Regions from separate parts of the Homo sapiens genome. Here all the other regions are linked to region 2. Evidence: chromatin loops called from intact Hi-C (ENCODE). Cell type or tissue: A673. All regions are shown on one strand. Each heading gives the region's core, and the rest is flanking DNA. Links, peaks and the distances in the headings are about the cores only.

The links. Peaks named below come from ENCODE experiments on the same cell type or tissue, not always from the same donor. Only the 100,000 strongest peaks of a DNase experiment are listed, where the experiment ranks them.
Region 1: it touches region 2 in a loop (2.7-fold over the local background); 6 of 110 quality-filtered maps call a loop at or near these places.
Region 3: it touches region 2 in a loop (13-fold over the local background); 17 of 110 quality-filtered maps call a loop at or near these places.

Annotation. Positions count from the first base shown.
Region 1 is chr6:24,200,256-24,210,773 of GRCh38, reverse strand. It overlaps DCDC2 (doublecortin domain containing 2), which reads left to right. Exons shown (of 10, transcript NM_016356.5): 8 at 5,672-5,772. Among named protein-coding and RNA genes, the nearest start is that of NRSN1, 79 kb to the right of the region's middle. In A673, for the core only: CTCF peaks have their summits at 5,413 and 5,614; a DNase peak (open chromatin) is centred at 5,653.
Region 2 is chr6:24,269,162-24,279,679 of GRCh38, reverse strand. It overlaps DCDC2 (doublecortin domain containing 2), which reads left to right. Exons shown (of 10, transcript NM_016356.5): 7 at 1,469-1,631. Among named protein-coding and RNA genes, the nearest start is that of KAAG1, 82 kb to the left of the region's middle. In A673, for the core only: a CTCF peak has its summit at 4,994; a DNase peak (open chromatin) is centred at 5,019; H3K27ac peaks cover 2,209 bases.
Region 3 is chr6:24,059,423-24,069,940 of GRCh38, reverse strand. No RefSeq gene overlaps it. Among named protein-coding and RNA genes, the nearest start is that of NRSN1, 62 kb to the left of the region's middle. RefSeq lists an enhancer at 8,715-8,924. In A673, for the core only: a CTCF peak has its summit at 5,644 (motif pointing left); a DNase peak (open chromatin) is centred at 5,610.

The DNA.
Region 1 (10,518 bases), core at 1,771-9,770, 70 kb after region 2:
AACAATGTTGGAGAGTTTCTAAGCTGTGGAATTAAACACTTTTTAAATGATCTATTAAGAGCACTTGGCTATTGTATGGAGGATGATTATGAGCTAGCAAGAGTGGAAGAAGAGGGACACTAGTTTGTAAGCTGTTTTAACAGCCCATCCAACAGATAATGGTGATGAGACCAAGTTGGGAGTGGAGATAGAAATAAATGAATATATTTGAGATACATTTTAAAAGGAGATTGAATTGAGAAGATTGACAATGGAATGGATATAGAAACTGAGGCCAGGAGGAAATAAAGATAATTCCCAGATTTTGGGATTGAGAAGTGGTGCCATTTCCTGGGTTGGGGAATCTGGGGGATGAGCAGTTTAGGGTGGGGAACCAGAGTTGTGTTTTGACCATGTTAAGGTTGAGGTGCCTATTGGACATCCAAGGTGAAGTGTCAAGTTAGACAGTTAGATAGATATATATGTTTTGGGATCTATAAAGAGGTCAAGGCTGAATATACGTATTAGAGAATCACTGGCACATTGATGGTACTCAAATGAGATTAATCTAGAAAGTGTGTAGATAGAGAACCTGATCCACAATGCAGCTCTGAGGTGGGCCAATATTTAGAAGTTGAACAGAGGAGGATGGATTGGCCAAGGAGACTTAGGAGAAACTTCTGGTAAAACCAGGAGGGTGAAGACAGACAGGCAGGCAGGCAGACAGACAGACAGACAGACACACACACACACACACACACACACACACACACACCCTGATACTGCTGCATTAAAAGCTGCTAAAAGATCAAGTAAATGAGATAATAAATATTGTAATGATGGTCATTGATAATTTTGACAAGAATAATCTCTCTGGGGTGCTGTTATAGAAGATAGATTAGAAAGAGCTGGGGAAAGTGTGGGGGTGAGGATGAGACCGTGACTCTAGACAGCTAAGCACCAGGTGCTCTGCATTCTGAGATGATGCGCCATCCCATTATTACTTTTCCCAAGAGCTCACTTTTACTACCTAGAGAAGAGTTACTTTTATATGATACACAGGCATTCTGTTATTATACTTGCTGTGCCCAATTAGTTTTAGAGGAAGCAAAATTGCTAAAACTCAAGACGTTTCATGAGCAGTTGAAAATTATACTAATGCTCAGTAAAAGGGGACTCAGAACTCCTGAATGTGTGCAGAACTATTATTGGCACACTAAAAAGTTCACAGGTGGGCAGTGTGTGGCAAAAAGGATCACTTACCTGTTGACATTAGTATGTAGTAACACTAAGTTCCTGTTTTTATGAAAATCCCAAGTGACACTAAAACTGCTTCTGTGTCTCATTGGGGACAAAACACCTCAGCCCTAGTTGTCACTCACCCTTCATGAGTCGTGGTAGAATAGCTGATGTTGCTGTAGCAATAACTAGACAACCATGGCACATAATAACGCTGTCATGGTCTAAATCCACAAATTTACTGTGCAAGTTTAAATTAGTAGTAATAAAGGGAATATGGTAAGGTTTTGAAGTGCTCAAATAATGTTGCCCTTGATAAAAAGGGTAATACTTTTGGAAATTTCTCATGGAATCTATACTTGCAAGCAGGTGTTTTAAATTTTCAATGTTTTATCTTTGACTTTGTCCATGAAATGTGTCTTCAGTTGCTTTTTACGATGGCATCGACAGAGGGGAAACATATTCTTATTATATCATTCGGATTCTTTTCCATTGTATTTTGGCCTTGTTGGCAATTCTTTGGCATCAAATGATTTTAATTTTCTAATTTAAGGCCTAATTTACTTTTGAACACTCACATTGGCCCACGGATCTTGGCCCTGGATGAAGTGTATATGAATACAGATTGTATTACAAATAATACTTGCAGACAATGCCAAAAATTTGGTGTTTATATAATGCTTTGTATTGTTAGTTCAGTTTAAAGAACATGTCAAAACCTGTTAGGAGGCTGACATTGTGCTAGGCACAGGACAAAAATTGTGGTCTATGCCTAAAGGAGCTTGTGGTCTAGCAGGGAAGGGGGCAGAATTGGTAAAAGAAATTGATTAAAGTAAGTGTGATCATGAATAAACGCAGTATGTGGGAGGAAAAAGTAGTGCAGAGGGGCTGAGCACAGTGGCTCATGCCTGTAATCCCAGCACTTTGGGAGGCTGAGGAGGGTGGATCACCTGAGGTTGGAGTTCGAGACCAGCCTAACCACCATGGAGAAACGCTTGTCTCTACTAAAAATACAAAATTAGCCAGGTGTGGTGGCACATGCCTGTAATCCCAGCTACTTGGGAGGCTGAGGCAGGAGAATGGTGTGAACCTGGGAGGCGGAGCTTGCGGTGAGCGGAGATTGCGCCACTGCACTCCAGCCTGGGCAACAGAGTGAGACTCCATCTCAAAAAAAAAAAAAAAAAAAAAAAAAGTAGCACAGAGGAGGGAGCTGTTGGTTCTGTTTTGTTGTGGGGTTACAGGATAAGATCAGAGGAGATTTTCATGAAACATTGACAGCTGAGTAAGATTTGAGCCATGAGTAAGTCTGCTGTTGGGCCACCACCCAGGGACAGGGTAGAAGTGGCAAACTAGACATGGAAGGCATAGGGTGAGACATGAAAAAGCATAGCGGGTCCGTGACCTGCAGGTTCTTTGGTCCTAACTGCACATGGGCTGTGACTGAAATCGCTCCATTTGATGAAAATGATCGAAATCAAGGTGAAATTGAGGGGATGTCAATGGAGTTGAAGAGTCAGGGTATTTAAGGGTGTAGAGTGGCTCATCACATGGTGTTGAAGTTACTCAGATGGTGACATACAGGGTTGGTTAGATTTCCTTTAAAATGAAGTAGAAGAAGCATTCAAAGAAGAGGCCAAGGATTCTTTTGAATTAATTGTATCAAAATCAGGATGCCCATGAGATAATTTTGGAAGAGAGAATTTAATACTGAGCAGGGTGGGTGAGGACACGTGGGTGTAGGGGGTGTATACAGCAGGAGGGGAATCAACGTGTGAGAAAGAGATTAAACCGGGGCTTGTCTTTTGTCTTACATCTAATAAATATTAACTGAGGACTTACTCTTTGCAGTGCACCATGCTTATTCTTGGAAAACAAACTCCTAAGATAGGAAAGGAGCTACAGGGTATGAATGTGGAAGAGTAAACATCGCATGTCTCTGTGATGGTCTCCATGGGATACAAAACCCTCACCAGCAGCGCTTTCATATTTTCCAGAGTGACTATTATGCAGTAGATCTTAGTGCATATTTACCCATCAATCAGATGAATAGTATCTATTCATTAAAAATTCCTATTTTGCACTATTCATTATTGTCCATTAATTAAAGCATGGTACTGCAACATGCAGCTATTTATTATGTTTTCAAGTAACATTTAGTGACATGAGAAATGCTCATGATATGGTTTTAAAGAAATGATTTTAAAAATTATATGTACAATAAGATCCCAGTTTTACGAGTGCATGTGTCTGTGTGTGTGTGTGTGTCTGAGAGAGAGAGAGAGAGAGAGAGAGAGAGAGAAAGATAGATGGAGTGAGGGAGGGAAGGAAAGAATTGTCAAAATATTAGTGATGGCTGTCTCTGGGTCATGAGATTAAACATATTTATTTTTTCACCTTCCAAGTTTTCTAAAATGCATATAAACAATTTATAATCAAAAATACTATTTAAAATAGTTTTCTCGAAAAATTAATATTCTGCCTTTAATTTTATATAATGTTTATGGTAAAAATGAAAATTCTAGTAGGCCTATCACAAAGGCCTTTCTAGCTGTTCTGCCTTTTTTTGATCACTGTTTATTCTTATGAATTCCTTTCTGATCTTCATTTCTTGCTCTGTGCTGTTAATGGCAATGGCTTAAACATTTTGGTTCACTGATAAACACATCCTCCCTCCACACCTGAGGCAACCATTTAAAAAAAGTATTTATATTCTCTTTGTGTCACTGTGCACAGCGTTGAGCTTTGCTGATTTGTCTCTTTGCTGTTTATATCCTTATGGTTGTCATTTTCCATTCCAGTGCCCTTTCAATTTTATTTTATTTGTTGTTATCGATTGTATTCTTCTTTTCTGGTAAAATGCTTATTCTAAAACACATCTGCAAACCATTCGTAGCTCCGCTTGGATACAGTTAAACATTTCATTGAATGTGAGTATTAAGACTGTATTCCTTTTGTATCTATAGGCCTGCCTTTGTAGTCTCTTAGTAAGCAAGTGCAACATTTGGACACAAAATGTCATCCAAAAAGTCATGTGCATAGGTCATAACTGTAGTCTACTGAGTTTAGCATCTGACTATGATGGTTGTTTTTCAAGGTAATTTCAGAAGGTAGAAATGAATGTCAAACATACCTATTTTTCTTCACTCTTTTCCTCCCTTCCTGTTTCCTTCCTTCCTTCTTTCCTTCATTCCTTCCTCACTGGGCTGTATATTTTCAGCTTCCATAATACTCTGCTATTGCCCTTCCTCATCATTCACCTTATTGGAAGTATGTTTATCTCTGTCTCCTCATTGGACTGGAAGCAACTTGAGAGAACAGTCCACATTTCATTCATATCTTAGGCTGTCTCCTGGGTTCACATCCTGCCTTGCATATAATTGGTCCTCAACAAGTGTAAAAATATATTTTACATTTAATTAAGAGTGACTTCATAGCTTTAGCAATACGAAAGATTATTAGATAAAATAGGTTAAATAATTATGCTCTGGGAAATAAGCTTCCATTAGAGAAATAAAGGGGGTTTTAAGGCAAAAGATAAAAATATATTTTCTAGACTGTAGGGGTAATCAAATATTGTAATAGATTACCAGAGAAGGAGGTAAAATCGCCATCCCTGGAGAGCCTTAAAAATTGGACAGAGAAAACATCTGTGAGAATGGCCAAAGCACTAAACCTGTCTTGAGGCAAGTAGATGGACAGAATGACAAATGGTTCTGCAATTCTTTGATTACTTGGCCTGAAGAAGAGAAGGCTGAGGGGAGACATTAAAACTACTTCAAATATGAAAAACAGCTATTATTGCTTTCCAGAGGAAAGCAAGTTGAAGGAGCTTAACCTAAAGTCAGAGATTGAGTTTACATTTGATAGTTAAGGATTTAAAGTCATAGGTTGTGAAAATCTTGTGGAGATCTGCAGAATAAATGATACTGATTTTTTGGTGAGATATGGAAAGTCAACTCTATGATTTGGCTGCAGTAAAAACATTTTTTATAATACTCTGAATAGAGAGAATTATTCCAATACGTTATATTGAATGCATAGCATTCTCTTGGGAAAGGTAAATTTCTAAAAGTAGTATTTTAAAGCAGCAAGCATTTTCACTGTTTTGTGAATAGGAGGGGAGAACTGGGATGATACTTGTGAATTTCTTCTCATCTCAATGCCTGTACAAAGGGCTATGTTAGTAAATCAGTAGCCAAAGGGTGAACAGGAGCTTCGACAGAACTTTACCCTGCTGGGTCAGCCTTGTTTTGACCACTGAATGTTTTCTCAATGAAAATGTGGAACAACTGGGGGTGGTGTGGTGGTCGGAGGAGGGGGTGCACAAAAATACTATCAACTAAAAAGGGAATCCAAATGTCTATTAAAAATAAGCATTTGATTGTAATTCCAGCATTCAGCCACACGATGTCACAATTGGATTTTGATTTTCACTGTGTGTTTGTCTCAATAGATGAAGGCATTTTCAAAGCTGGAGCAGAGAGGTCTGAAACACGGGGGGCAGCAGAAGTCCAAGAAGATGAAGATACTCAGGTTGAGGTTCCAGTCGATCAGGTAATCTCCATGCCTTAAAAAATATGTGTAAGACAATTATAGTGTTTTTTTTCCAAGTTTTGTGTTATCTCCTACAAATTGTTCCTATACCTGTATGAATTAAACCCTCTAAGGTACTATGTGGCTGATCAACCTTAAAAACATAACAAAACACCATTCTTTCTCCTAGTATTCCTGTGAAGAATAGCCATTTAGACCAAGTCTTTTTAAATAACAGCAAATGGTATTTCCTTAATAAAGAGCATTGAAGAGCAAGATGGGATGGGATTAGGTATGAGATAAAGTGATAAAGTTTGATATAAAAAAGAGTATTGGTTTGGGATTTTCATCTGGAATAAAAGTACTTACCCACTTAGAAAAGCATTTTTAAAAAATTATACTTTAAGTTCTGGCATACATGTGCAGAACGTGCAGGTTTGTTACAGAGGTGCCATGGTGGTTTGCTGCACTCATCAACCCATCATTTACATTAGGCATTTCTCCTAATGCTGTCCCTCCCCTAGCTCCCCAAACCCTGACAGGCCCCAGTGTATGATGTTCACCTCTCTGTGTCCATGTGTTTTCATTGTTCAGCTCCCACTTATGAGTGAGAATGTGTAGTGTTTGGTTTTCTGTTCCTGTGTTAGTTTGCTGAGAATGATGGTTTCCAGCTTCATTCATGTCCCTGCAAAAGACACGAACACATCCTTTTTTATGGCTGCATAGTATTCCGTGGTGTATATGTTCCATATTTTCTTTATCCAGTCTATCATTGATGGGCATTTGGGTTGGTTCCAAGTCTTTGCTATTGTGAATAGCGCTGCAGTACACATAAGTGTGCATGTGTCTTTATAGTAGATTGGTTTACTATCCTTCAGGTATATACCCAGTAATGAGATTGCTGGGTCAAAGGGTATTTCTGGCTCTAGATCCTTGAGGTATCGCCACATTGTCTTCCACAATGTTGAACTAATTTACACTCCCACCAACAGTGTAAAAGTGTTGCTATTTCTCCACATCCTCTCCAGCATCTGTTGCCTCCTGACTTATTAATGATTGCCATTCTAAGTGGCATGAGATGGTATCGCATTGTAGTTTTGATTTACATTTTTCTAATGACCAGTGATGATGAGCGTTTTTTCTTATGTTTGTTGGCTGCATAAGTGTCTTCTTTTGAGAAGTGTCTGCTCATATCCTTTGCCCACTTTTTGATGGGTTTGTTTGTTTTTTTTCTTGTAAATTTTTTTAAGTTCCTTGTAGATTCTGAATATTAGCCCTGTCAGATGAATAGATTGCAAAAATCTTCTCCCATTCTGTAGGTTGCCTGTTCACTCTGATGATAGTTTCTTTTGCTGTGCAGAAGCTCTTCAGTTTAATTAGATCCCATTTGTCAATTTCGGCTTTTGTTGCCATTGCTTTTGGTGTTTTATTCATATGAAGTCTTTTCCCATGCCTATGTCCTGAATGGTATTGCCTAGGTTTTCTTCTAGGGTTTTTATGGTTTTAGGTCTTACATTTAAGTCTTTAATCCATCTTAAGTTAATTTTTCTATAAGATGTAAGAAAGGGGTCCAGTTCCAGTTTTCTGCATGTGGCTAGCCAGTTTTCCCAACGCCATTTATTACATAGGGAATCCTTTCCCCATTGCTTGTTTTTGTCAGGTTTGTCAAAGATCAGATGGTTGTAGATGTGCGATGTTATTTCTGAGAACTCTGTGCTGCTCAGTTGGTCTATATATCTGTTTTGGTACCAGCATCATGCTGTTTTGGTTACTGTAGCCTTGTAGTATAGTTTGAAGTCAGGTAGCATGATGCCTCCAGCTTTGTTCCTTTTGCTTAGAATTGTCTTGGCTATATGGGCTCTTTTTTGGTCCCATATGAACTTTAAAGTAGTTTTTTCCAATTTTGTGAAGAAAGTCAATGGTAGCTTGATGGGGATAGCATTGAATCTATACCTTACTTTGGGCAGTATGGCCATTTTCACAATATCAATTCTTCCTATCCACAAGAATGGAATGTTTTTCCATTTGTTTGTGTCCTCTCTTATTTGCTTGGGCAGTGGTTTGTCCTTCCCCTTGAAGAGGGCCTTCACATCTCTTGTAAGTTGTATTCCTAGGTATTTTATTCTCTTTGTAGCAATTGTGAATGGGAGTTCACTCATGATTTGGCTCTCTGTTTGTCTATTACTGGTGTATAGGAATGCTTGTGATTTTTGCACACTGATTTTGTATCCTGAGACTTTGCTGAAGTTACTTATCAGCTTAAGGAGATTTTGGGCTGAGATCTTGGAGTTTTCTAGATATACAATCATGTCATCCACAAAGACAGACAATTTGACTTCCTCTCTTCCTATTTCTATTTGAATACCCTTTCTTTCTCTTGCCTGATTGCCCTGGCCAGAACTTCTAATACTATGTTAAATAGGAGTGATTAGAGATGGCATCCTTGATCTGTGCCAGTTTTCAAAGGGAATGCTTCCAGCTTTTGCCCATTCAGTATGATATTGGCTGTGGGTTTGTCATAAATAGCTCTTACTATTTTGAGATATATTCCATCAATACCTTATTTATTGAGAATTTTTAGCATGAAAGAGTGTTGAATTTTATCAAAGGCCTTTTCTGCATCTATTGAGATAATCATGTGGTTTTTGTCATTGGTTCTGTTTATGTGATGGATTACGTTTATTGATTTGTGTATGTTGAACCAGGCTTCCATCCCAGGGATGAAGCCGACTTGATCGTGGCTGATAAGCTTTTTGATGTGCTTCTGGATTCGGTTTGCCAGTATTTTATTGAGGATTTTGGTGTCAATATTCATCAGGTATATTGGCCTGAAATGTTCTTCTGTTGTGTCTCTGCCAGGTTTTGGTATCAGGATGATGCTGGCCTCATAAAATGAATTAGGGAGGAGTCCTTCTTTTTCTATTGTTTGGAATAGCTTCAGAAGGAATGGTACCAGCTCCTTTTTATATGTCTGGTAGAATTCAGCTGTGAATCTGCCTGGTTCTGGGCTTTTTTTTTGGCTGGCAGGCTATTACTGCCTCAATTTCAGAATTTATCATCGGTCTATTCAGGGATTTGGCTTCCTGGTTTAGTCTTGGGAGGGTGTATGTGTCCATGAATTTATCCATTTCTTCTAGATTTTCTAGTTTATTTGCATAGAGGTGTTCATAGTATTCTCTGATGGTAATTTGTATTTCTGTGGGATCAGTGGTGATCTCCCCTTTATCTATTTTTATTGCATCTATTTGATTCTTCTCTCTTATTAGTCTGGCTAGTGGTCTATTTTGTTAATCTTTTCAAAAAACCAGCTCCTGGATGCATTGATTTTTTGAAGGGTTTTTCGTGTCTCTATCTACTTCAGTTCTGCTTGGATCTTAGTTATTTCTTGTCTTCTGCTAGCTTTTGAATCTGTTTGCTCTTGCTTCTCTAGTTCTTTTAATTGTGATGTTAGGATATAGATTTTAGATCTTTTCTGCTTTCTCCTGTGGGCATTTAGTGCTACAAATTTCCCTCTAAACACTGCTTTAGCTGTGTCTCAGAGATTCTGGTACATTGTGTGTTTGTTCTCATTGGTTTCAAATTGCTTATTTATTTCTGCCTTCATTTCGTTATGTACCAGTAGTCATTCAGGAGCAGGTTGTTCAGTTTCCATGTACTTGTGTGGTTTTTCATGAGTTCCTTAATTCTGAGTTCTAATTTGATTGTACTATGGTGTGAGAGACTGTTGATTATGATTTCCATTATTTTGCATTTGCTGAGGAGTGTTTTACTTCCAATTAAGTGGTCAATTTTAGAATAAGTGTGATGTGGTGCTGAGAAGAATGTATATTCTGTTGATTTGGGGTGGTGGATTCTGTTGATGTCTATTAGGTCTGCTTGGTTGAGCTGAGTTCAAGTCCTGAATATCCTTGTTAATGTTCTGTCTCGTTGATCTGTCTTATATTGATAGCGGGGTGTTAAAGTCTCCCACTAATTTTGTGTGGGAGTCTAAGTCTTTTTGTGGGTCCCTAAAAACTTGCTTTATGAATCTTGGTGCTCCTGTATTGGGTTCATATATATTTAGGATAGCTGTTCTTGTTGAATTGATCCCTTTACAATTATGTAATGGCCTTCTTTGTCTTTTTTGTTCTTTGTTGGCTTAAAGTCTATTTTATCAGAGACTAGGATTGCAACCCCTGGTTTTTTTTTTTCTTTTTTTCTTTCCATTTGCTTGGTAAATATTCCTCCATCCCTTTATTTTGAGCCTATGTGTGTCTTTGCACATGAGATGAGTCTCCTGAATACAGCACACCGATGGGTCTTGACTCTTTATCCAATTGGCAGTCTGTGTCTTTTAATTGGGGCGTTTAGCCCGTTTACATTTAAGGTTAATATTGTTATGTGTGAATTTTATCCTGTCATTATGATGCTAGCTGGTTATTTTGCCCGTTAGTTTCTTCTTAGTGTCGATGGTCTTTACAATTTGGTATGTTTTTCAGTGGCTGGTACTGGTTTTTCTTTCCCATATTTAGTGCTTCCTTCAGGACCTCTTGTAAGGCAGGCTTGGTGGTGACAAAAGTCTCTCAGGATTTACTCGCCTGTAAAGGATTTTATTTCTCCTTCGCTTATGAAGCTTAGTTTGCCTGGATATGAAAATCTGGGTTGAAAATTCTTTTCTTTAAGAATGTTGAATATTGGCCCCCACTCTTCTGGCTTGTAGGGTTTCTGCAGAGAGATTCACTGCTGGTCTGATGGACTTCCCGTTGTGGATCACCCCACCTTTCTCTC
Region 2 (10,518 bases), core at 861-8,860:
CCACATACTCTCAGGTAAGTTTAGCACCTGAGCATCTGAGAGCCAAGGCTGCCTTAGTAAGGGAGTTTCTTGTTCTTTTTCTCTTTTTTCTTTTTGTTAGAGATGGGGTCTCACTTTGTTGCCCAGGCTGGAGTACAGTGGTGTGATCACAGCACACTGCAATCTCAAACTCATGGGTTCAAGTGATCCTCCTGTGTCAGCCTCTTGAGTAGCTGGGGCTACAGGCATGTACCAGCACGCCAGGCTGATTTTTTTAATTGTTAATTTTAGAGATGGAGGGTCCTGCTATGTTGCTTAGTCTGGCCTCAAACTCCTGACCTCCAGTGATCCTCCCACCTTTGCCCCCTAGGTAGCTGGGACTATGCTTAGGCTGGCCTCAAACTCCTGACCTCAAATGATCCTCCCACCTCTGCCTCCTAGGTAGCTGGGACTACAGGCTGGAGCTACCATGCCTGGCAAGAGGGAGTTTCTTGCTGTAGCAGTGGCTCAGTATCAGCACAGCTGTTCCTTGCAGTAGCCCCCAATGTAGTGGCTGCTATGTGGCTCCCCAGGAGCTGTACTGGGCCAGTGATAAAAGCCACCGAAACTCAACCTCCCTTTTGTGTGGAGGAGCCCACTTTTGGCAGCCACAGGGTCTTCATTGTGAGAGACACATGGGGACCAGAGATAACCATGGAAGGTGTGATCACCCAGGCTGCCTTGTGGGAGTAGGGGCAAGCAGCTGCGCAGCTCCCTCAGGAACAAGTGGGGACATGTGGTCGTGAGCCTCTTGAGTCTGTGTGTGGCTCTGGATTTGCGATTCTTAGAGACCATGGTGGTCACCAACAGACTCGTTAATATTGGAGAATTTCTACAAGCAGAGTGTATGGCTGCTTGTAGGATGACATCTATACACCCATAGCGACAACTTGTTACGAAGGTATTTGTAGATTAATTGATCACTGTAGGGGAAGTCACCATTTCTCATCCAATAGACACTGGCTGGTTCTGCAGAAAGGTGCAGGAGTGAGAGGATTGTTAAGGCAGTGGATTTACAGTGGTTTTGGAGGCAGCTGCTCTGCCCCTGACTGGCTACAGGATCTTACACAAGATTTATCCTCTAAACCCCACTTGCTGATCTCTACAGTGACGTGGTAATAGTAGTGTCTATCTCACTAGCATGAGGCTAGTGAGCTAGTAACTAGGGCTAGCATGAGGATTGAGTGAATACAATTTTATAGAATACCTGGTACATATTAAGAACCCAATGATTGTTAGCTATTATTTTTATCCTCCTTCCTCTCCTAGACCCTTTTGCCTCCAGGAAGATACATTTGGAGTTAATGTATAAAGATAGACAGTTGCAGAACCAGGACAATACACCTCCCTGCCCCTGCCCTGCTTACCAGTAGTTAATGACATGTATTTACTGGGAATGTTTTTGAGAGTTCATTAGCTAATAATAAGGGTCTAATACTTTGCCATTTAGGGAAATGATCGCCACTCTAAGTCAACAGTTGGATCCAGTGACAACTCATCTCCTCAGCCCCTGAAGAGGAAAGGGAAAAAAGAAGACGTGAATTCAGAAAAACTGACGAAATTGAAACAAAATGTAAAATTAAAGAATTCACAAGAAACCATTCCAAATAGTGGTAAGTGTGTTATTATTATCTTAAGGCTGTGATACAATTTTAATTCTTAAATAGATCCATTGTTTCTCTGGGCCCACAGAAGATATTCCTTATTTTCATATATGAGAGTTTTCAAAGAAAATTGTATTTGTATATGAGAGATGCTGCTGTTTTTATGCTTGGTTTTTATTTGTAATTAGATGTTGTGCCATGAGGACACTTATTTTGAGATCAAATATATTTTGTGGTAGTCTTATTTTAAAAGTATGTTTTTTTCATCCTCTGCTCCCACTGATATTGCTTGATTAATATTTTTACCTACAACTACTATGATATTGGTCTCTTATTTGTGTGTCTGTAACCCTTGCCCACATTCATTATGATTTATTAGTCAAAGATCATCTTTACTGAAAAGTCATTTTGTTAATTATACTGATAACCAAGAGAACACTAAATAGACATAACATTTTATCAGTAAACAATAACCTATTCAGCAAAATTAGATGTAGTTTCATCTTGCACTAGCAGGTGAGAGATGGTATAAAATAAAAATAAAAAATTGCATTAGTCCAAGATTTCACTGGTATGAGATAAAAGTGTGGTAGACTAAGGAAGTATGTAATGAAAATTGTTAACTTTGATGTTAGGGTTTTGTAAGAGGGGCGACTTTTGGTTTTATTCCCAGTGTGTTCTCAGAGTGGAGTGACGCTGGGGTGGGAATGGCTGGCTGGGAAGCAGACCAGTGGAATGACTCCTGCTCCTCTTGCCCTGAGATCCCCTCACACACCCCACCCCACCACACCCCACCCGTGGGACTGTGAGGGGTTCCAGGAAGAGGACTGATGGGATCAGGTTTCAGATTAATGGGCAAAGCCTTACCTTCCACCTGGGAGCTCCAGCTTATTTCAAAGTCGATATGAAGAGTTACATTAGAATTAGAGCTAATATGAGCTTCACAGCTGAGGAGACAGTTTGAACTCCTGTGAGAGTTTAGAGGAAGCTGCACAAATGATTAAAGAGTCAGAACAAAGACACGTGAGGCTAGGTTAAAAGAACAGGCGAAATGGGTGAACCAGTTGCACAGAGAAGTGGAGGGGTCTAAATCATCAAAGACCTAAATGATCGAGACTAGCTGGAAGTCAGGAGTCCTAGATTCTCGTCCCAGCTCTGCCATTGACCTTGGGCAGCTCATTTAACTTTTTTTTTTTCTTTAGCTCTATTATCTATCTGAAAAATGTGGGTTCTTATGAAGATTTCTTTTTAAAGTTTTGATTATCTTGAAATTTGTACAGTCCTTTCCCGTGAGTAGCAAACAAGGAGGCTAGGGTGAAATACAGTCAACAAATATTTACCGAGTGCCTATTGTGTGACAAGAATCAAAGAAAAGAAATTAGCCCTAAGAACATACCCTACCTTGAACACTAAAAATAAGAGAGGCTTTAAAAAATTAATAGATACTAGATTGTGAGGCCCCCAAAGCCTTGGGCTATGTCCTACTAGTTTTTTCTTATTTCCAACAACTGGCACAGGTCTGAGGCACTTAATAATTATGTTGAGTGAATGAATGATGGAAGTTTAAAAATAGTTAATTCTGTAATACTTTAATACCCATCATGAAACAGGATCCACCTTAAACTTTTCATTTTTTTTTTTTTGTTAAAAGCCTTTTATAAGATGTTATTTGCTTCTTTTCTGTGAGGTTCTTGTTAGCCTATGAAAATCCCAATCCTTACTTCCAGTATATTTTTAAAAAGTCTTTAAATTAAGTAGTTGTCACCTGGAAGAAAGAGAATGATCATCTTTTCAGGTTATCTCATTTGTAAAAACTTGAGAACACAAGAGGCTGTATTAACATATCCCTTGTTCATAGGAAAGTAACCTTCATTAAAAAGTTGAATTATTGGCTGGTACAGTGGCTCACGCTTGTGATCCCAGCACTTTGAGAGGCCAAGGTGGGTAGTCGGATTGCTTGAGTTTGAGACCAGCCTGGGCAACATAGCCAAAACCCGTTTCTACAAAACAAATAAAAAAAATTAGTGGGGCACAGTGGCATGCACCTGTAGTCCTAGCTACTTGAGAGGCTAAGGTGGGAGGAACACTTGAGCCCAGGCGGCTGAGGCTGCAGTGAGCCATGATCGTGTCACTGCACTCCAGCCTGGGTGACAGAATTAGACCCTGCCTAAAAAAAAAAAAAAAAAAAAAATTGAATTATTGGCATTTTTGCTTTTGTAGAAATTCACAGTAGTTTTTAACAACATTTGTGTTGGTGGGCATGAAGATAAAAAAAAGTGTTTATTATTGAAGCAAATAGTATTTTGAAAAGAAAAGGTATAAGCCTTCCTGTTCTTTTATTTTTTTCTTTAGAGAATTTTGCAGTTGTTTTAGACAGTAGCCCATTTTAAGTCTATATTTTCCAATGTGGTTTTATAATGTGCAGATTATAGGTTTTAAATTGCTGGATCTCATTGTTACAGGAAACGCTGCTGGTGTCTTTTAAAGGAAGGTTTTAGGGAATGAATTTTTTTTTCCTTCACTAACTGGCTTGTACCACTGATCTAGAAGCATTTTGTATCTTTTCATTTGGATAGAAAGAACATATAACCTGGAAAATGAATCTTGGCTTCCAAAGACAATTTTTTTCCAGGAAAAATGAAAAAGGATTTTGTGCAGTTCACTAGATTAAACCATCACTTGATAACTTTAAGCATATTAGCTTAAGTCCATACTACTGAAAATTGAGCAATTTGGTTCTTAATGGGATCTCCCTGCAGATGTCTTTGACTACAGAAATTTTCCAGATTATAATATCAAAAGTCCCTCTCCATTTCTCTCTTTAATTCAGCCTTCATATTCATTTATTATTGAAGTTGCTTTTTACTTTAATGTCATATATTTTAGTAATTAGAACCAAGTACGTGCTTTTGAATACTCATGTTTCAAGAGGGCTCTTATTCCTCATAAAGGTAAAAGCAATAAGAATTTGAAGCAAAATGAAAGTGAAGGGTGTAAGAACTCATAATAATGTAAAAAAATGCAAAAATTTGGTTTTAGAGATAAAATTTACATGGCTTTTTCTACTTACAATGTATTTTAAATTTGATATTAAATAAGCTATTTAGTTTTATTTCAAAGTGATAAATTTTAGGGTTAGGGTGAATAGCTATGATTATTTTCTAGCATATGTTAACTTGTGCAAATGTTTGATCTAGTGTTCTTTACCTATATAGTATTTTCATTTGAATTAGAAAAAAAGAGACTTCATAGGTTATCTTGATTTTTTAATAATTAAAATTGTAGTCACATATTTTTTCGTTATTTTTTAAAAATATCTGATATTTACTGATTCAGTTACCAAATGCTGTATGAATGTGCAATGCTTCTATCAGTCTGTAGATGGCAACCTGGGTCTAATTTTGTTCCTTTTTTCTTTTCTTTTCTTCTTTTTTTTTTTTTTTTTTTTTTTTGACTCTGTTTCTCCCTGTAATAGTAAAGCTTAATAATTCAAGCAGAGCAGTGACATATTTCTTCAGGGAAACAAATCTCATTTTCTTTTGGTAGCCAAGATGCAAAGTAGGATTGGTTGGTGATTGATGAAGTTGGGTGTGAAATGCATTTTTAGTGTTGCATTTAAATACCAGCTTAACTGGCCAGCACATGTTTTTGTTACACTTTCCACTTGAGTTGCAGTGCCTTGAGATATGCTTTAGAGGCTGGCAACTAGCTATATTCTCCACTATGACCAAAACAGTAACGATGATTGTTTTGAAATAGCATTTTGGATGATTGATCATATCAATTGGTATTGTTAATATTTGGTACATGAAAAAATGTAGTGCTTTTAGAACCCTTGTGAACGCAAGAAGTATAGTGAATTTAGGTCTCTGTAGGAATATTGAAAGGGCTGCAGAGAAAATGGCCTGGTCTCTTTGACTTACATTGTATTGATAATTGTAAGTACGTTTTCAAGGCAAAGCATTAAAAAGGCAAAAATAAGAGTTGTATTCTTTTGATGGATGTGGCTCTCTTTCACTTTGGGTGAGTGGGCACGCCTGTGTGCCCACACATGGGCCAGTATTCTTCTTGATGCAAATCCTGGTTTATTCCCAGTGTGGTTCTGTGATAGTTTCCATGAAACTTGTGATTTTTAGACTCCTGATGACTGATTGGGAGCAGGTGTGGTGCCGGCAGAAGGATGTCTGAATATTATGACCTTGTTGGGTGACTGCCCTTGAGCAGTCATGCTCTTGAATTTCTTAATAGCTACAACCTGCACATGGTTTGCCTGCATCGCCCCAAGCATGAAGCGTTACTGCAATTCATCCTCAGAGTTATGAGGCATTGAAACTTGAGCTTCTTTGGTTCAGCCATGAATCAACCCAGGCACTTGCATGGTTCCCAGTAACAAGAGACTCTGAAGACAAAACCGGAAGCACATGAGGAAAATGTGCTCTCTCACGTGTTACCTCCTAAGGGATATCAAATCTGGGAAGCAAATATGTAAGAAGGCACCAAGGTGACATCACCAAGTGGCACACTAGTGTTGTTTAATAAGCTAAGGTAAGATTTATGATTCATTGGTGTCTCTTGCCACCACATTCACCCTATACCAGAAATACAGGTTTTCTTTTTTTCTTAATTTGTGTAAATTTAAGGGATACAAGTGCAATTTTGTTACATGGATGTATTGTGTCATGGTGAAGTCCAGGCTTTTAGTGTAACCATAACTTGAATAATGTAAATTGTCCCCATGATGTAATTTCTCATACCTCTTCCTGCTCCCACCCTTCCGCCTTTCCGAGTCTCCAGTGTCTGTCATTCTACCCTCTCTCATGTGTACGCATTATTTAGCTCTCACTAATATGTAAGAACTTGTGCCATTTGACTTTACATTTCTGAGTTATTTGTTAGGATAATGGCCTCCAGTCCCATCCACATTGCTGCAAAAGACATGATTTCATTTTTATGACTGAATAGTATTTTACTGTGTGTGTTTATATGTATGTGTATATCTACATCTATATACACATACCCACAAAGTGTGTGTGTGTGTGTGTGTGTGTATGTCTTTATACACACATTTTCTTTTTCCAGTTATCCATTGATGGACACTTAGGTTGATTCCATATCTTTGCTGTTGTGAATAGTGCTGTGATAAAAATACAAGTGCAGGTGTCTTTTTGGTATAATGATTTGTTTTCTTTTGATATCCAGTAATGAAATTGTTGGATAGAATGAAAATTCTATTTTCAGTCTTTGAGGAATCTGCATGCTGTTTTCCATGGAGACTGTACTAATGTACATTCCCACCCACAGTGTATTGGTATTGCCCTTTCTCTGCATCCTTGCTAACATCTGTTGTTTTTTGACTTTTTCAGAACAGCCATTCTGACTGGTGTAAGCTGATATCTCACTGTGGTTTTAATTTGCATTTCTGTGATGATTAGTGACATTGAGCATTTTTTCAAATGCTTGTTGGCCATTTTTATGTCTTCTTTTGAAAAATGTCTATTGATGTCCTTTGCCCACTTTTTAATGGGGCTGTCATTATTTTTTGTTGTTGAATTCTTTGAGTTCCTTGTAAATTCTGGAATCAATGACAGGGAAATACAGGTTTTCTATCCCTTGGTGGATCACAACTTCCCATCTCAATGGCAATGTGTACTGTGGGATATATGGGTCAGATTTTATACATCAAGTACTAGTATGATAAAAATTCTTAAGATCAGCATTTTTTCACACCTTCATGATCCACTTATTGGAATGATATATTGTGCCACAAATTTCTAGTACAGCGAGAGGTCTTAGTAATTTTCTTGAGGTTTATTGTGAATTTAAACTCTATTAATAAAAGTTAGTTTCAAAATGTGTACTTTGCTATCTACTTTAGTACTGAGAGACTGAAAAATTAAAAGTGGGCTGAATACTAGTAAGACGTATGGCTCAATTTGAGTGGAGTAAAATACTAGCCCTTTTTCGAAAAGGATTCTTTTTATATCCTGCCCTCTTAAACACTTTGTTCACTATATAGAGAGAAGCCATGAGGGAAGCATTCTTTCATAGCTGATATAGGGTTGAGACTTCTGCAGTAAATTCTTTTGGGGGTTATTTTTTCATGTAGCCCAGGGTTGAGTTTGAAGACGCTTTTTGTTTTCAAAAGGAAAAATTTGTGAGGTGTTGAATTACAGAGGTATTTTCAAAACTTTGGAAGATTTCATTCCGGAAATTCATTTTAAATAGGTATTTTGATACTCAGATCACATTTTCCATACAAGCGCCCCATAAAATTCTATGTAAGCCATAATTCATCTTAATTATTGCATTGTGCTGCCGATGCTGTGTAGGTTGCCCACTGTGTACAATGGTGTTTCCAGTGGGAAAACAAATGAGGAGCTCCACTTTAGAATGCCAAGAACTCATGTTACCCTGCTGTCGTAGGATGCAGAACTGCCCTCTGTTGAATTACTGGTGTAGGCCAGAGCCTCCAGGTCAGGGATCCATCTGGGTTTGGGTCTGAGAGGAATGCAGAGCTGGAGGAGCCAGACCTGGAGTTACTCGGGTGGGGACACTGAGGTGTGGGCGGAGGTTCTTCTATTAGCGTGATCCTCTGCAGGAGGATTAGTTTGGGATTGTCACATCTTTATTTCTTCCCCAGCTCCAGAGTTTGGCTTGCCTGCCTCCCTTTTCATAGATGCTACCCATTACTTCTAAGCAGGGCCTCTTTGCTTCTTGCCTTACCAGGGGCTCTGACAAGTTTCACAGCCTTTTCTTAATTCTGCTGCCTGCAAGGTCAGGTTGAACCTTTCTCTTTTTTTCTTTTTTTTCTTTCTTTCTCTCTCTCTCTCTCTTTTTTTTTTTTTTTTTTGAGGGAGTGTCTCACTCTGTCACCCAGGCTGGAGTACAGTGGCACCATCTTGGCTCACTGCAGCCTTGACCTCCTGGGCTCAAGTGATCCTCCCACGTAGCTGGGACTACAGGCAGGTGCCACCACACAAGGCTAATTTTTGTATTTTTATAGAGACGGGGTTTCACCATGTTGCCCAGGCTGGTCTCAAACTCCTAAGCTCAAGTGATCTGCCTGCCTTGGCCTCCCAATGTGCTGGGATTACAGGTGTAAGCCACTGTGCCCTGCCAGGTCTGAACCTTTCTGTAGCTTACTACAGATAAAATATGCATCCGCCCCAGTGGTGAGTTTCTGGCATACCAAAGACTGAAGCATGATTTATCTGCTTTTCTGAAAGAAGCTGAAATTGGGTCACTCTGAGCATTTCATCCTGGAATCTGAGGAAGGGCCACATGGGGGCTTGGTTAGGGAGGTGTCTGATGTCATGAATGTTGGTGAGATGCCTATCATAGAGGGTGACAGGGTGGAGGGAGGAGGAAGATGTAGCCATAGGGTTTATTACCCTTTCTCCCTCTTCAACTCCCTGTTTTCCTTGTCAGGCCTGGGGTGATATAAAACCTGGAAAGGGCCCGGTCCTTTAGAATATCAGCAGATCCTGGACCATAGGTCACATGTAAAGGACACAGATAAATGTTCAGAGCATTCCGCACAGAGTAGTCAGCACAGGGTCAGTATTTGTTGATATATATGTGTGTGTGTGCATGTAGGTCAATTATACCTATATTATGGTGACAATTGAAATTAAAGGCTGCAAACTGTAAGCATTGAGTAATGGCACACTCCTGATACCCATGCTTTAGAACATCTTGATGGTGCATTCTAATCTGATATTTTGTAAGCTTCATTTACAAATACTTAGAATGGATAAACAGCATTTTCCTAGCTTAGTGAATGAGGGGGAAAAGAGGAGAAACCAGTTTGCCCAGAGTCAAAGATCTATCAATGGTTAGTGATTTCTGGAAATTGCCAGACTGACACATAGCTGCTGGTTAAGAGGTGGATGTGCCTGTGTGACTGTTTGAAAGGGGAGGTGGAGGGACAAGTGAGGGAAGCTCTCGTGTGTGTGTTTTGACCTGTCTTCCTTCAGTGATAAAAATGTTGATGTATCACAGCAGACCCTGAAGCTTAGCTGGGAGATTTTGGGGAGTTCCTGTTTGTTTCTTCTTCTACTCTCCACTATTTCATATTAACTTTTTAAATGGGGATGATTGATTTTCATCCCTTCTATTTTCTAGGTGGTCGGAGTTAGTCATTACTAACAAGCCGTTTTTCTCTTTAGCAGTCTGATGTAATAATGGGTCTTCTCTATTTTGACACATCTTAGCTGGGGACTGCCTTCAGCATTTAGACCCTCTTTTCTAGGGTTTAGGGACCTTGAAGAAGGTAGATATTTTGGGGGCTGACCTCTAGTTTCTGTATCAAATGATCAAATCCCCTTTTTTAAAACAGTTACTTAAACATTCTAGGACTTAAGCTCTGCAACCCAAGCCTTTCTCTGTGTCTGAATTTCCTTCCCCATGTTTCATGACTTTCTAGACTTAGGAACCCCATCCCCTTTCCTAGGTCACTACTTTCATTTTTCAGTGAACATTTATTGAGTCCCTACCATGTACTCCACCCCTTGCTAATCACCAGAGTATTTCATTTTCTCTTCTTTGTTCTAATTGCTCAGTACTTACACATTTTCTTCCAATAGTCATAATTATATCTTTATCAATAAATTTTCCTTGGTTAAGTAGATGCAATTTACCTTTTCCCTTTCAATGACCAGACTTTATTCACTATCCCTAAATGCCAAATTATGTTGCAAGCATTGACATTTTTTCCTTCTGGGTATTGAGTCATTTCTTAGACCTCTGTATTAATTTTGTCCTTATAGAAAGTACCAGCACACTACTAAAGAACATAGGCCATTTCTACTTAAATGTATTTAGTCCAATGTCTGGGACAATTACTAAATACTGCTTGGCACTATGAGACAGGGAAGGAGTATTTCCTCACTTATGT
Region 3 (10,518 bases), core at 1,117-9,116, 210 kb after region 2:
TTTGAAAGCATGCCTTTGAGAGGAGATAAGGACCACTCTGCAATTTCAGAAGCAGTTACAATGTTAGAAAAAAATAGTAGTTTGATATTGCAGCTCTCAAATAATTGATTCTTTGAATTCCACGTTGCTTTCCTCTTTGATAAGCACAGCCAAAGAGGAGGGTTTGGAGTTCTCCCCCGGGTCCTGTCTTGTTTATCTAGTTGGTTAGAGAACATGAGAAAGGGAAGAGAAAGTACACTGTAAGTTGGCTGAGGACACCACTTTCTGGAGGGTAGGATTAGCATTTAATTAGAGGTTAGAAACAAATAGGACTAAGTTCAATTCCTGCCAACTTTATCTTATTCATATGGAGAGGATCAGCAAGCCTTACAAAATGAAGTTCAAAAATACTTAGGAAAGACGGATAGGTTGAGCAGTTCATGATTTTAGAAAAGGGAGTGTGGGTTTGTGTCAGTGGATACTTCAGTAGGAATAGAATGTAGGCTGCCATTATGTAGTTCTGCTTATAATTAGTCAAGCCTAGATTCAGGGCTTGTTTTTTATACTAGACTGCAACAGGGGAAGTCATGAAGAATTTTCACGGTTCACAGAAAGTCAAGAGTGCTTTAATGTTGGATAATAACACTAGCAGTAAGGGTAAAAGAAGCTGTGTATTTTTTTGGGGAGGGGTTGTGGTTCTGGAAAAGAGGAGGCTAAGCAATAAAGGAACACATCTTCAAATGTTGTGGGATAGAAACTTGACCTACTCCTCTCCTACCAATAACAGTAGAATTACAGAATCATATTTGAATGGATCCCTGGGGCATCCTCGTCCAACTTATGCATGAATCTTTCAGACAATATCCCCCAGTAGGCAATCATTTCAGCTTGTGGATCCCTCAGATTCCGGACAATCTAGCACCACTGAAGCAGATCAATCAAAATTTGAGGCTTTGGAGTCTAAATTGGCCTCCCTATAACTTCTCCTTAAATTTAGGTCCTGATCTTAGAGCCAAAGAGAATGAGATCATCTTTTCCCTCTTCCACAAGACAGGTTTCTGAGTAGTTTGAGGGCAGCTGCCATATTCTGTGCTTCAAGGACATTTTTCAGAATAAGCACTAGACACCTCTACTTCTTTTCTTCAATTCTTTGTCATATGCATGATTTCACTCTCCTTGTGATACCTTCCTTTCTTTAAACATATTTCAATATGTCAATGCCTTTTAAAGCTGTAGTACAGAGAGCTGGGCATAATATTGTCTGAACACTGTAGAGAAAAACAGGACACTGGCTTCCTTATTCTGTACTCTCATCTTCTATTAAGGAAGTTCTAAGGTGACATTGTACGTGTTACAGCCATATTACTCTGAATTTGCCATCACTTGAAGACCTAGGTTATTTATGTGCCTGCTGTCATTACATCACAGCTCCTGAATTTATTTTTAGAATTGTAGAATACCATATTAGTTTCCTGTAGCTGCTGTAACAAACTAACACAAACTCAGTGACTTAAAAGAATAGAAACTTATTCCATTACAGTTCTGGAGGCCAACAATCTCAGGGATGTACTCCCTCTCTAGGCTCTAGAGGAGAACCTGTTCCTGGCCTCTTCTAGCTTCTGGTGGCTGTTGGCGTTTCCTGGCTTGTGGCTGCATCTCTTTCTGCTGCATCTTCACATGGCTTTCACCTCTGTGTGTGTGGGTCTGTCCCCAATCTTCCTCTGCCTCTCTCTTATAAGGATACACATAATTGCATTTAGAGGCCACCTGGATAATTTAGGGTAAGTTTCTCAAGATTCCAGGAAAAATTTCCTCTCCGTTTGTGGACCTACCTGTGAAATTAGAAAATAAGTTATCTGCTTCCAAAATATGAAGATGAGACAGGTATAGGATAACAGTTACAGATATTTCCATTCCAAAATGGAGAAAATAGAAGGAATAAAGGGACCACCATCCCAAGATAATTCAAAATAAGGCATGAGAACAATCCTCTGCGACTTGAGGCTCTGCCCTGTAGGACCACGGCTCCATCCTCTGCCTTTGTGCCTGTGGCTCTGGCCTCTGGCTCTGAAGCTCCAGGTCTAGCTCTGTCCTTGGGGGAAATCATTCCTTTTTATTAACTGAGAGCACATGTTTGCAGTGGTTTTATCTGCTTATTTCCTGCCTGTAAAATTCTGGGAGTCTGATAACCTTCTTTCAGTTTATCTTGTCTCTGTCTCCTTCAGTTCATGCTAACAGTGCTTCTGCTGGTGTAACATTTCCAAAACCTTCTCCCATATATGCCATGTGGATTCCCACTATTAGACCAGAGGGTTTCCTGCAGATCTTTCCTGGATAATTCTATCTCTATTCTTGACTTCTGCTGAGATGGTTGAGTAGATGTATGAATCACTTGCTGAATCTCTTTATTACGTGTTGTCCACTCTCACCCTTGGCCTTATCGCCAGAGCATGCTTTCCTAACAGCCAATCTACTAATTTTTGCATCCTTTGCAATCTGGATAGACTGAGAATTTCCCAAATCACTGAATCCTGACTCTGTTTTGAATAACAGGTCCTTGATTTATCTCTTTTCTCTTGAATTTTGCTATAGGCAGCAAGAAAAAAATATCAAGCCACACCTTTAACACTTTGGAAATCTAATCTGCTAAATAGAGAAGTTCATCACCTACGTGTTCTGCTTTCTACATAACTGTAGGACACAATACAGCCAAATGTGTGCCCCTATAGAACAAGGATCACCCCCTTCCCATTTCCAAGGATATATTTCTCATTCTTTCTGAGCCCTCATCAGAATCACCTTTAAATTCATATTTTCACAAACACTTTGTTTATGATAACACATGTATTTTCTAAGATGATAAATGCTTTCTATACTGTGCTTATTTCCTTCTGAGCCCTCACCAGGAATATCTCTATCTGTATTTCTACCAATAGTCTGTTCAAGGCAATCTAGGCTTTGGCTATCATGCAACTCAAGAATTTTCCAGTCTTCACCCGTTATTCAGTCCCAAAGCCACTTCCACACTTCTAGGTGTTTGTTGTAGCAGCATCTCACTCCTTGTACCAAAATCAGTGTTAGTTTCCTGTGGCTGTACTAAAAACTACTATAAATTTGGTAACTTAAAACAACAGAAATTTATTCTTTCACAGTTCCATGTGTCCGAAATCAAAAATCAAGGTGGTAGGCAGGGCCACACTCCCTCCAGAAGCTCCAGTGTAGAATTTATTGTTTGCCTCTTCCAGCTTCTAGGGGCTGTAAACTTGGCTGGTGCTATCTGTCTCTCTATTCTGTCCTTACATTGCTTTCTTGTGTGTTTGTCTGACCTAAAACTCTGTCTGTCTCTTATAAGGATACATGTGATTGCATTTACAATCCACCCAGGTAATCCTAAATAACACCTCCTTTCCAGATATTTAATTTAATCACAGTGATTTTCATATAAGGTAATATTTGCATGTCCTAAAAATTTGAAAGTGAATATATCTTTGGAAGCCCATTTTCTTCAGCTTACTACATGCCTCAGAATGCTTCCAGTTACTATGCAGTATCTAATTCCAAAGCCATTTCCTTATTTTTAGGTATTTGTTATAGCAACATCCCACTTCTGGCACCAAAATCTGTGTTAGTCTTCTATGGCTGCTACAACAAATTACCACAGACTTGGAGGGTTAAAATAACATAAATGTTTTTCCTCACAGTTCTGAAGGCCAGAAGTCTGAATTTAATATTACTGGGCTGAAAGCAGGGCATCGACATAACTGTGATCCTTCCAGAGGTTCCAGGGGAGAATCTGTTTCTTGCTTCTGGTGGCTGTTAGCATTCTTTGACTTGTGAGAGCAAGTCACTCCAATCTCTGCCTGTATGTTTACATTGCCTTCTCTTCTCCCTGTGTGTAATTGCTCTCTGCCTCTCTCTTAATAGGATATGTGAGATGACATTTAAGACTCATACAGATGATCTAGGGTGATATCTACACCAATATTCATCACAATCACATCTGCAATGACTCTTTTTCCAAATAAGATTCCGGAAATTAGAATGTGAGTATCTTTTGGGGAGCCATTTTCAGCCTTCCATAAATATCATCGTGTTCAATCTCCTTTTTACACAAAGAAAGAAACAGAAGCTTAAAGAAGGTAAGTGAGTCTCTGAGAACGAGTTTGCATTCTTAGAATGAATAGCTGGAGCAAGAAGATTGTTTCCAGCACTTACTGTAGTGGAAGGAAGTGACCAGAAGTGAGGTCCTCTAGCTTCTTGCCCATTACTACACAGTTGGTAACTGGAGGGAAGTAAATATAGGATATTATAATTATCTTTATTAATTTATGCTATATTTGACCCTTTATTCTAATCTCTTCACTTAAACACTTAGAATATGTTTCCTCAGCAGTGGCCTTAATGACATTTGAATTGAATAATTCTTTCTTGGTCAGTGAGGGACAAAGTAGTGGCCTGTCCTCTGCACTGTGGACTGTTTATCAGGATCTCTGGCTTTTACCCAGTAGATGTCAGTAGTACTGCCCTTCCTACCACCCCTCAAACCCCACTCTCAGCCATGACAACAAAAAATGTCTCCAGGTGTTGCTAAAAAGGACAGGACTATAGACAAATGCTACAGATCACCATTACTTTCTTCCTCTTGGACTATAAACATGTTTTTTGGAGCCAGCTGTCAACCCACCTAACAATGTTATCATCTAGCTTATTATATTTTTCATAACAGCATTTTGAGAGTGTTTATCAAATGCCTGGCTGAAGTCTAGATCCTAAGTCTACCACATTTTAATAATAATTCTTTAAAAAAGGGATAGAATGAGTTTAACTGAATTTTGGCCCAGTAATTATGTTTTCCTTTTTGAAGAGCTCACAAATCATACTATTCCACATCTGTTCTAGAGTCTTTTGGTGATTAATGTTGACCTCACCAGCATATGTTTGTGGGATCAGCCTTTTTCCCTTCAAAATATTTCTCCATTCTCGTTCTTTTAGTACTTATTTTTTTAATGCCTGACTTCTTTCTTTTTTTCTTTTTCTTTTTTTAGGCAGAGTCTTGCTCTGTTGCCAGGCTGGAGTGCAGTGGCTCAATTTCTGCTCACTGCAAACTCTGCCTCCCCAGTTCAAGTGATTCTCGTGCCTCAACCTCCTGAGAAGCTGGGACTACAGTCGCGCCACCACACCTGGCTAATTTTTGTATTTTTAGTAGAGACGGGGTTTCACCATGTTGGCCAAAATGATCTCGATCTCTTGACCTCGTGATCTGCCCACCTTGGCCTCCCAAAGTGTTGGGATTACAGGCGTGAGCCACCGCGCCTGGCCTTTAATGCCTGATTTCTATAATACAAAAAACAATAGATACATGATTATACTTGTAATTTCTTTTTGCACTTGAGGATACAGAAAAAACAACATATGCAATTGTCTCCAGTATAGAATATATACATATGTGTATATTAACATCTTATCATCAGCAAAATCTTTCTTAGAATCTCTTCCTTGATTGAAACCTTGCTTCTGGATGCCAGAATTACATATCCAACTGCCAATTTGACAACTCCACTTGGTTGTCTCAAACATAATTCATGATTTTCTTGAACTCATGGTTTTCAACCCTAACTGTGGTCATCTTTGCTGTATCTTAGCTTGGTAAAGGGCACCACCATCTGGTCACTTCTGCAAACCGGAACCATAGAAAATAGTCACACACCTTCTTCTCTCATATCCAATTCATCAAAAAGTTCAATGGATTATGCTTCCTAAAAATACCTTCACATTTTCCCCTTCTTGTTAGGTCCACTCTCCTGCACCAGTTTAAGGTACAGCTGTCTCACCTGGACTAATGAAAACTTCCTCACTGGGTATCCCAAGCCTATGCCAGGTAGGCATATTGGTCTTTTGAGATACAAATCTGACTCTGCTATTCCTTCGATAAATTCTCTTTGTTCCTGGAAAAGAGTTAAATCTTGATCATGGCTTAGAAAGCCCTGCCTAAACGATCTTGCCTACCTTTGCAGTTATATCTCACTGCCTTCATCTGTGTGCCCAGCCATGATGGCCTTCCTTCAGTACTTGGGCACACCTTGCTCACACTGTCACGAGGCTCCTGCACTCATAATTCTGTCTGCCAGGCAGGTTCTTCTCTGCCATGCTTGTATCCTAATTTAACTCCTTCTCATTCCAGGTCTCAGCTCAACCATCCCTCTCCAAGGGGGTCTTTCCCAACCACTTTCTCACATTCCTTTGCTCCCCTAAATCAAATCTCCCTAATCTATGCTGTCATAGCACCACATACTTCTTCGCAACACATGACAAATATAATTTTACATTTGTTTGACTGACAATTGAATTAATGTGTCTCTTATGCTAAATAACTGACCTTCTTGAGGAAACAGATGCCACTTGATTTTGTTCAACTTTAGATCCTTGGCACATTTTTTATCTTCTATGCCATATTCATGTCACTTTCCTAACTCTGCCAAGTACCTAGTGTGTTGTATGAGCCTATCTTTTTTTTTTGGATGAATGGGTGAAAGAATGGGCGCATATTGGGTCCTATTTTCTGGTAAAATATTTGTCTATCCTTTTAAGACTAAAGATGGATTTCTCCAACAGAGACTACAGAAATGAAGCCCTAGCTGATTTTGCTTCCTCTAGTCAAATTAATATAAAACCATCTGCATTTAGAAATGGATAAAACTATCATTCTTTTTTCCCATAATTCAAAAAAACCATTTCTTTTATTAGGTATGTCTTATTTTAAAAAGTATTGTTATTGCTTTTTTTTTTAAAAAGAGAAATGCAAATCAAAACTACAATGAGATACCATCTCGTGCCAGTTAGAATGGCGATTATTAAAAAGTCAGGAAACAACAGATGCTGGAGAGGATGTGGATAAATAAGAACGCTTTTACACTGTTGGTGGGAGTGTAAATTAGTTCAACCATTGTGGAAGACAGTGTGGCAATTCCTCAAGGATCTAGAACCAGAAATACCATTTGACCCGGCAATCCCATTACTCGGTATATACCCAAAGGATTATAAATCTTTCTAGTATAAAGACACATGCACATGTATGTTTACTGCAGCACTATTTACAACAGCAAAGACTTGGAACCAACCCAAATGCCCATCAATGATAGACTGGATAAAGAAAATGTGGCACATACACACCATGGAACACTATGCAGCCATAAAAAAGAATAAGTTAATGTCCTCTGTAGGGACATGGATGCAGCTGGAAGCCATCATTCTCAGCAAACTAACACAGGAACAGAAAAACACTGCATGTTTTCCCTCATAAGTGGAAGTTGAATAATGAGAACACATGGACACAGGGAGGGGAACATCACACACCGGGGCCTGTTGGTGGGTGGGAGTCAAGGAGAGGGAGAACATTAGGACATATACCTAACGCATGTGGGGCTTAAAACCTAGATGGGCTGATAGGCCCAGCAAACCACCATGGCACATGTATACCTGTGTAACAAACCTGCATGTTCTGCACTCGTATCCCAGAACTTAAAGTAAAATGAAAAATAAATAAAAAAAGAAAAAAAGAAAAAGTATTGTTATTGCTTTTTTTTTTTTTTTTTTTTTTGCCAGCCATAGTTGGTTCTGGGGTTCAGTCCTTCTGACTTTTTTTACTTTATAGGTCTTATGCAATTCATTTGGCATTTAATATTGATGAAGTCTTTTTCACTACATGTAGTTTAAAAAAAAAACCATTCCTCCAGAAATCTATGTAACCATCCCAACCCAATATTGTCCTTTTCTTCCTTTCAGCAACATTGAATGGCTTTTCATTTGGAGAGCCTCTCTGGTGTCTTTTGTCAACTTTTCTAAAATCTTAAGACCACCTCAACATGGCTCAAAAGTCTCCTCTCTGAAAGAGGAAGTTTTATATACTGTGAGTGGGAACATAAATTAGTACAGCCATTATGGAAAACAGTATGGAGGTTCCTCAAAAAAAACTAGAAGTAGAACTACCATATGATTTAGCAACCCCACTGCTAGGTATATATCCAAAGAAAATAAAATCAGTTATGTTGAAGAGCATCTGCCCTCCCATGTTTACTATGGCACTATTCACAATAGTTAAGATAGAGAATCAACCTGTATCTATCAATAGATGAATGGAAAAAGAAAATGTGGTATAGATACATGAAGGAATACTATTCAGCTATTAAAAAGAATAAAATTCTGCCATTTGCAACAACACAGATGAGCCTGGAGGACATTATGTTGTTAAATGAGTTAGGCACAGAAAAATAAATACCACATGTTTTCATTCATATGTGGAAGCTAAAAATGTTGATCTCTTAGAAGTAAGGAGTAGAATAGTGGTTACTAGAGGCCAGGAAGGGGAGTAAAGGGAGAGTACAGAGAGAGGGTTTGGTTAATAGTTACAAAATCACAGATAAGAGGACTGTTTTAGTGTGACAGCACAGTAGGATGACTATAGTTAGCAATAATTTATTGTATATGTTCAAATAGCTAGAAGAGAGGATTTTGAATGTTTCCAATGTGAAGAAATGACAAATATTTGAGCTGCTGGATATGCTAATGACCCTGATTTGATCATTACACACTATATACGTGTATCAGAATATCACACTGCATCCCATAAATGTGTATGGGATTTAATTGACACATAATTATTATGTGTCAATTAAAATAATAAGTAAAAAAAGAATTCCCCTCTGTACACCAGTGACTCAAATGTGATATGAGTGGTTTCTCTCTAAGTTAGAATCCTTCCATTTCACCCACCAGTCAGTCAGTCAGTCAGTCATTTCTGACCTGCTGTCAGTTTCTCTGTCCAGCTGTGTGGTCTCAGGAAAGTCCCATTGCCTGTCAACGTTCTGGTTTCTTTTCTTTCAGAAGAGGAGGTTGAACTAGATAAGGCCCCATTATAGTGAAAACATTCAAAGCAAAGTAGGGATATCACAGTAGAAGAATCAGCTTTTAAGATTTCTATTGAGATTGGAATATGAAGTAAAAGCATTATCTTATAAAATCAGGAATTTAAAATGAACAATAAGGAAAGACTTCTAAAAAGTGAAAGTTCCAAAATACAGGATGAGACTGATTCCTAGAAGAGTAATTCGTATATGCGTGGGTCTTATTCTGGGTTCTCTATTCCATTGATTTGTGTGTGTATCCTTTTGCCAATATGAACTCTCTTGATTACTGTAGCCATATATTAAGTCTTCACATCAGGTGAAGTGATACCTCCTGCTTTATTCTTTCTCAAGATTCTTTTAGCTCTTCTAGGGCCTATGTCTTCCCGTGTATATTTCAGAATAAGCTTGTCTGTATCTACAAAAGATCTTACTAGAATTTAGATAGAAATGGCATTAATTGCAGATCAATTTAGGAAAAATTGACATCAGTACTGTGTTGAATCTTCCAATCGACGAACAGTATGTGTTCCATTTATGTAGGCGTTCTTTGACTTCTTTCATCAGCATTTTGTAATTTTCTTCAAACATATCCTGTGTTTGTCTTGTTAGGTTTATACCTGAGTATTTCATCTTCTTTGAAGAGACTTTAAATGATATTGTGTTTTTAAATTTTGATTTCTCCATGGCTGTAATAAGTATAGAAATGCAATTGCTTTGTGCATGAATCTTATATCTTGTGACCTTGCTAAATTCACTTATTAGTTCTGGAGTTTTTTATTTTGTAGATTTCTTGAAGTTTTCTATGTAGATAATCATGACAATGGCTTTTTTGAATATATGTGTTTTTTTCTTTAATTGGATTCTGAGGTCTTTGAGGCCTTTGGGCATTGTATGTTTCCACATTATACAAATAGTAAGGGCTTAATAAATATTTATGAATGAGAGATCCACTGCAATTAGTACTGTCATCTGTGAATTTTAGTGATGTTAATAATACTTTATTTTGTTTTTCCCTTTTTTCTTTTTCCTGAAAGAGCTAATTTACAATGCATCTCACTACATGCCCAAACTTCTGTTTTTCCTTGGAGTGTAGTGCACTAAATCTATCTAGAACAATTCTCATTATTTACAGCTTCAGGAGAACAGTGTTTTAGTACAGATTGAAATTGGGATTTAATTAATGTCATTACATAGTACTTGGTTACTAACCTCTTTTAACTACCAGAGAAATGCCTATATATCTGATTTCATCTAGAATCTTTAGTAGGTACACAGTGTGCTGGAAACAGTTATTTTTTCCTGACACAGGCAATAATTAAAGTTCTGAAAGCTGTGCATTGGCTCTTTTTCATAGTATACTTGGTATTAAATGTCTTCTTTCTATGCTTATGGTTTGGCTGAGGACTTTCATAAGGTATAGTTTTTTATTTCTTGTGCCGTGTGTTTGTATCTATATGACTTTTCAAGCGTGGGTCATCATTCTGTGCAAGAAAACTTCCTCTTTTTCCAATCTTTAAAAATGATAATTAATACTTGGCAGCATGTACAAATGAAAAAGAGACAGATGTAAGTGAAGAAACTATGATTTAAAGTTAATAAGCAAAGGAGGAAGAAATAACAGTCTTTTCAGAGTACC